2 separate regions of the Homo sapiens genome follow, and region 2 is linked to region 1. The links are chromatin contacts, found by Hi-C or POLR2A ChIA-PET in ENCODE. All regions are on one chromosome and are shown on one strand. Each heading gives the region's core, a stretch centred on a gene start or an enhancer-like site at or near the end of the contact. The rest is flanking DNA. Distances are from core to core; before and after follow the strand shown.

Region 1 (3,166 bases), core at 263-2,762:
GCGTGTGGGAGAATGGATAGAGAGGGAAGGAAGCGTTGCTGGGGGGCAGCAAGGGCCCTGCCAGGTGATCAGGGACCAGTCAGCGTGCTGCGCGTCTTTCTCCAGCCATGTTTTTTGCACAGGTACACGTGCAGGGCAGGCTTGTCTTTGAGCTAAGTGTGTACAGGGAAGGGAGAGAGAGGCAGGGCTCAGGGACGTGTGAGGGTGATTACATTGGGGCATGGATTCTCCGGGCGGTGGAAGGAGGGTGGATTAGAGAAGCAGGATGGAGACCCTGAAGCCTGGAGGGTAGTGGGGGGTCGTCACCGTGTGGGCGGGGAGGCTCCAGTCACACAGCCGGCTGGGAGTGGAACCTGCAGGGTCAGTTTCCACCACGTCTGACGTAGGCTCCCCCCGGGGCCGTTGCATTGCTGATTGAGCCGCATCTGGTGAGCCTGGTCCAGGAGTGTTGGAGAAAGGAAGTGGAGGTCTTCATTCCACTCCTCCCGGGTGCTGGGTGGGGAGAGGGAGGCAGCAGTGCCGTCCCGGGCGTTGTGGTGGTGGGCGCTACTTTGCTGGGCTGGCCTTGCCGAGACACAGCTTCTTCCCATGGTGTAAGAGCCTCCCCATTTGTGAACAGCACCCCATCCTCAGGGAGAGCTTGTCTGGGGGAGGACCGTGGGGATCAGCCCTGACTGTTGGCTGTGCAGATCCCTCTTCTGGGGGCTGCCTGGTGGCCCCAGTGCTAGGAGCTGCATGAGACAGTGGTGCCATGCTCGGCCACCCTGCCCTTGGGTGGACATAACCTCACATGCTCCTCTGGAGAGGGCCAGGCCAGGATAGCAAGGGGGGAAGTCAATGCCAAGAGGAAACATCTGGGAGGAACAGGGATCGTGGTCACACGAGCGTGAGGCGCCACTTCCTCTTCTTCAGTCCTTGGCCCTCTCCAGGGGATCCCAGCCTCACTCCCAGCTGGCTGCCCACAGCAGGTGTCCCCTTGGCCTTCCCACCAGGCACCAGCCTGGCAGCTCCCCCTCCCCAGGACCAGGTCTGCAGAGAGGTGGGGCTCGCTCATTCAGGGACGCCTTCTCACTGCTTCTCTGAGGATCCACATCCCTAGATCATTTCTGCAGATGTTTAGCCACTGCCAGGAAGCCCTCTCCAGCCTCCATGAGAGGACCAGCCTTGCCTCGCGGGCCTTCTGTGTGCCTCGTGGATCCCGCATTCACCCAGGGGGCACAGGAGAGATGCCGGGGTGAGCATGTCTGTCACCACAGCTGTGCAGGGGCTGTGGCTCGGGCTGGCCTCCCAGGGGCCCAGTGTTCCATTGTTTCAGGTCATTGGGTTCCTCCCCTGCAGCCGCACTCTGAAGAGTATCCGTCCCGGCTGCAGGAGTGGAGATCTGGTTGTGCAGTAGTGCAGCAGCGGCGCCATCCCCCAGGCTCTGTGGGCTGGCCTGAGTGCTGCATGGGAAAGCACCGTGGACACCATGGGGAAGAGATGCTAGTGAAACCCTCTCCGGCTCAGCCGGTGGCCTCTTCCTCATCAGCAGTGGACGGCATCCTGGCTCTGCCACCCACTCCCTCTGCATCTGGGGCAAGTCGCTTTGCAGACACAGCTTTCCCACGTGTGAAATGCAGAGTTGCGTCAGGCGGTCTCGGCATCTTCCAGCAGGAAGAACCTTCTGGAATCAGCAGTAGTCCCTGCTGTCCTCCTGCAGGCCTGGAGACCCCTCCTGGAATGGTTTTCCTGCCTGCCTCTTCCTGCTGCATAAATGAGAAGAATCCACAGGAGCCCCCCCCAGGAAGAATGGCCCCCTTTGCTGTGTGTCGACTCCCAGCTCTGTGGCTGGGGCACCTCTCATGCGCAATGCCACCCGACCAGGTCCCCCCCAGAAGCATGCGCACCCCTCGAGGGACTGCCTCTCACTTATTGTACGCTGGTGCTCATTAGAACTCAGCAAGTGCTTGCCAGATGGTTGAATTCAGACGTCATCCCTTTTCTTAGAGATTATCTGCCCGAGGACCCGGTCCTGGGGATGTAGTGGTCAGCATACCTGCGTCAGTCTTGGGGATGTAACGGTCAACACACCCACTTCTCCCAAATCAAAGCACCCAACGGCAAGATAGTCGACTGAGACCACACTGCAGAGACTGATAAGGGATGCTCAGTGCCAGGCTGTGAGTCCTGTGGCAGAGTTCCTGAGGAGAGGGGTGGGGGTGGGGTGGTGGTGTGGAGGTGGCATGGGAAAGCTGGGAGAGGCTCCACTTTACACAGGGGGGTCAGGGAGGGCTTTGGTGGGAAAGCAGCATTTGAGCAAAGATGTGAGTGGTGTGCGGGTGAAGCGTGTTCTTCCGAAGGACACAGTGGAGACGAAGGCCCTGAGGCCGGCGGGGACTGGCCTTGCTTTTCAGGCGTCACGACCTACACCAGGCTCCTTGAGAAATGGGCACCAGCGGCCTGTGCCCCTGGCTCCCGCGGCACCTCACGCATGCTCAGCAGAGTCATCCCTTTTGGCTGCCTGGAGTCGTATATTGGGGCGCAGCTGGTGCTTTAGTTACTAGAATATCAAACTGCCGTCCAGTGTGTTAGCCACTAGCCCCATGTAGCTATTTAAATTGAGTTAAAATTACCCGAAATGGAAAATTCAGTTTCTTAGTCACTCTGGCCAGTCAGGCGCTCAGTAGCCACATGTGGCTTGTGGCCACCCCGTTGGGCGGCTCAGATTAGTACATTTCCACCATGCAGGAAGTTCTGTTGTTCAGCCCTGGTCTGTGGGACAATCTGTGACTTGAACCTTTGTTGTTCTTGATGTGTAACAGCAGCACACAGTGGGTGTGAAACGAGCAAATCCATAATGGAATGTGTGTAGCCCAGAGAGGTCTACAGAAAGAACCGCCCTCAGGGCTCCGGGGAAGGGGAAGGAAACCCAGGCCAGGTGGCAGGTGGGGGTGCTGGTCAGATAGGTATAGCGGGGAGGGCCCTGCCTGGAGTCAGCCTTGCTGGGGTTGAGGTTCTTGCCTGAGGGTGTGTTTGACCCTCCCTGTGACCTCTAGTGCACATTTAAATATGGGAGATGACGGGGGTGGGGGAGGAGCCTACACCCCTCAGAGATGTATTCTGAAGGTGCCTGTTGTGCCTTCCAGTGAGGGGACAAAGAACCTGGTGGAGATTGAGAGAGTGCAGT
Region 2 (3,166 bases), core at 252-2,751, 47 kb before region 1:
GGGTGGTTTCTGGGCTGGGGCACTGGGCCTGTCAACTGGTGGCATCCAGCGTTTATGGAACAAATGATGCTGGTACCCAGGGATGCCCTGGGACTCCTCCCACCTGGGGTGAAAGTCATTCAAACAATGAGGGGATGCCCCCCAAATTCAACAGAGTGCCACCCTGTATTAGGCCATTCTCACACTGCTACAAAAAAAATACCTGAGACTGGGTAATTTATAAAGAAAAAAAGGCTTAACTGGCTCATAGTTCCACAGGCTCTACAGGAAGCATGATGCCGGCATCTGCTCGGCTTTTGGGGAGGCCTCAGGAAGCTTCCAATCATGGCAGAAGGGGAAGGGGAAGCAGGCATGTCTTTTTTTTCGAGACAGAGTTTCGCTCTTGTCACCCAGGCTGGAGTACAGTGGCATGATCTCAGCTCACCGCAACCTCCGCCTCCTGGGTTCAAGCGATTCTTCTGCCTCAGCCTCCTGAGTAGCCGGAATTGCAGGCATGTGCCACCACGCCTGGCTAATTTTTGTATTTTTAGTAGAGATGGGGTTTCTCCATATTGGTCAGGCTGGTCTCAAACTCCCGACCTCAGGTGACCCGCCTGCCTCGGCCTCCCAAAGTGCTAGGATTACAGGCATGAGCCACCGTGCCCAGCCTAAAGCAGGCATGTCTTACGTGGCCGGAGCAGGAGGAAGTGGGGGCAGGGGATGTGCCACACACTTTTCAACAACCGGCTGGCACTAGAACTCACTATTGCAGAGATGGCACCAAGCCACGAGGGATCCACCTCCATGACCCAAACGCCTCCCATCAGGCCCCACCTGCAAGATTGGGGATTACAATTCAACAAGAGATTTGGGCAGGAACAAAATGTCCAAACTCTATCATAGTCCAAGGGTTGTGTTACTAAGGTTTACTTTCAGCTTGTTGACTAGGCAGCAAGGAGTTCCATGGCCCAGTTTGAAAGTATTTAGAAGAATGAGGTAGTCACCGTAGCCCCTCTCCAGGGTTAGGCCCCAAGCTGTTACATACAGGGTTTGGAAACTTTTATTCAATAACATATATCAAGGACCTACTACGTACTAGGCCCTAACCCTGATGCTGGTAATACATTTTATTTTTCTGAATCAGTCACCCTCCCTCAGCTCTAGTTCTCTGGCAATGATAGCATCACAACTTCCTCTTTAACCTCTCCTAGATAAACTCCAGAGGGCCTCCCCAGCCTGCCTGCTGCACCCTCTTTCTCCACTTTTCAGGAGTTTGAGGGATTTGGGCTGAAGCCCCACTCTCTGCATGAGAAGATGTGTCATTATCTTGCCCCCAAATTCCCCAGCCTGGTGGCCCCCCAGGAGCCTCATGAAGTCAGCAGGCCGCTCCCGGCTCTGTCCTGACCAGCAGCGTGGGGCAGGGTGGGCAAGGAGGGAGGCACAGTCAGGGTTTATACACTCAGGGTGCAGCCCTTCCTGCAGAATAAGTGACGCGTTTCATCTGGAGGAGACACAGAAGGGTCCGTTTCCACCCCATGACTCTGCAGATGCGCCACTGACAGTGTGTGGTTTCCTTCTTGGCAGCGTCCAGCTCTCCGGCAAGTGGCTGCAGATCAAAGAAAGCAGCGGAAACCTCTAGGGGACACAGCCTCCCAGGGACTGTGAAGCTGAACAGGGCGTGGCGGGAGGAGCCCTGGCTGACAGAAATGCACCCCCTCCCCTTTTCCAGGGTCAAGCCCCACTCCCAGCCCTGTGGGAGGAGGGAGCAGGAAGAACCCAGTGTGTGGCGCCAGAGTGCCTGGCTCGAAATTAATCCTGGTTCCCACTGTGTGGCCTTCGGCAGGTCATTCGCCCTCTGCAAGCCACCCTTTTCTCCTCTGTAAAACTGGAGTTTTAGCACCCGGGACTGAGGGGCCTGGCACACATGGGTGCTCCACAGGTGCCAGTTTCTTCCTCGGTGCCCCCTAAAATCAGCTGCTCAAGCCATACCAGAAGTATGGTCTATCAGAATGTGAACTTCAGTGTCACAGCTGGGTTTGGCTGGGATGGGTATGGCGATGTGGGAAGAAACGAGAATAGAGGGATGGCTGGGGCACCTTGAATGCTTCCTGGCGGCATCTGGATTTCACCCTGGAGGCAGCAGGGGGCACAAAAACGTTGTAAGCAGGGGCACCATTTGTGTCCTGGGCAAGCAGTGGTCTCCGAGGTGAGGGATTTCAGAATCTGCTGGTGCATTCTGGGTACCACGGCTCACACCTGTAATCCCAGCACTTTGGGAGGCTGAGGCAGGAAGATCGCTTGAGCCCGCAAGTTGGAGAGCAGCCTGGGCAACATGGCAAAATCCCATCTCTACAAAAAATACAAAAAAATTTAGCTGAGCACGGTGGCACATGCCTGTAGTCCCAGCTACTTGGGAGGCTGAGGTACGAGGATCACCTGAGCCCAGAAAGTCAAGGCTGCAGTGAGCCGTGACAGACTCTGCACCCCAGCCTGGGGGACAGAGTGAGACCCTGTCTCTAAATAAATAAAAACAAAAAAACAAATCATGATAAAAAAAAAATACTGCCTGTTGAACAGGTCTGGGAAAAAAAATCCACTGATGCATAGCAGAGAATCTGCTAGAAATTCTGTAGCTTTTCAAAGAAGATCACCATGGTATTTTCTTCCTTCTCACAGTTGGATGAGCTCACTGTACAAATGTGAATGGAGCACTGGGCTGCTGACTGGGCATGGGTTTGGCCTGGTGCAGGGATGGCTGAGCTGGGGTCCTGTGCAGGCCACTGCCCTCCTCTGCCCTGAGTGTCCTTGTCTGGAGAAAATGGAGATCACCCACCCCAGCTCCAGCGTGGCAGTGAGTTTGGTTACTCATTCATGGAAGGGAAGGCCCTTTGTAACTGTACACGAGGAATTAGCAAAGTCATCGTTGCAATACACTGAAAAAAAAACCAGGTCTCACCACTGTGCAACCCTAACATAAACCACGTGCGGTATGTGGCCTTTGGACCCAGATTTAACAAACTGTAAAAAGACACTGTTAGAGAAACACTGGGCTAGCGGGAGATACTGAGGAATTGTCAGTGTTATTAGATATGCTGGCAGTATTATGACTACACTTCCAAAAAAGTCTTTCTTCTAGAGACATGTACAGAAGAAGCTGAAGTATCTTCATGTGAACTGACGTATCTGA

What was found. A loop is a pair of places that touch in the nucleus more often than their neighbours do. ChIA-PET counts read pairs that join two places held with the same protein, here RNA polymerase II (POLR2A). Pooled maps may share reads with other maps.
Region 2: a map of CD14-positive monocyte shows a loop between it and region 1 (4-fold over the local background). The contact joins two enhancer-like sites. A Hi-C loop is called at or near these places in 12 of 168 maps with a recorded cell type or tissue (CD14-positive monocyte, CD4-positive, alpha-beta T cell, CD4-positive, alpha-beta memory T cell and 7 more), 11 of 37 single-sample maps with no recorded cell type and 17 of 50 pooled maps. POLR2A ChIA-PET finds 5 or more read pairs at or near these places in 27 of 52 experiments (AG04450, BJ, CD4-positive, alpha-beta T cell and 21 more).

What each region holds. Positions count from the first base shown.
Region 1 is chr4:6,937,551-6,940,716 of GRCh38, forward strand. All of the region lies in intron 2 of TBC1D14 (TBC1 domain family member 14), which reads left to right. Among named protein-coding and RNA genes, the nearest start is that of TBC1D14, 29 kb to the left of the region's middle. RefSeq lists a silencer at 1,287-1,336 and enhancers at 2,050-2,627, 2,628-3,166, 2,769-2,898. Within about 2 kb of position 1,513, at least 9 of the 41 ENCODE cell types and tissues checked have a DNase peak (open chromatin) inside an H3K27ac peak, as active enhancers do; they include CD14-positive monocyte, where a contact is called at or near this core.
Region 2 is chr4:6,890,855-6,894,020 of GRCh38, forward strand. No RefSeq gene overlaps it. Among named protein-coding and RNA genes, the nearest start is that of TBC1D14, 17 kb to the right of the region's middle. RefSeq lists an enhancer at 1,764-2,320. Within about 2 kb of position 1,502, at least 17 of the 41 ENCODE cell types and tissues checked have a DNase peak (open chromatin) inside an H3K27ac peak, as active enhancers do; they include CD14-positive monocyte, where a contact is called at or near this core.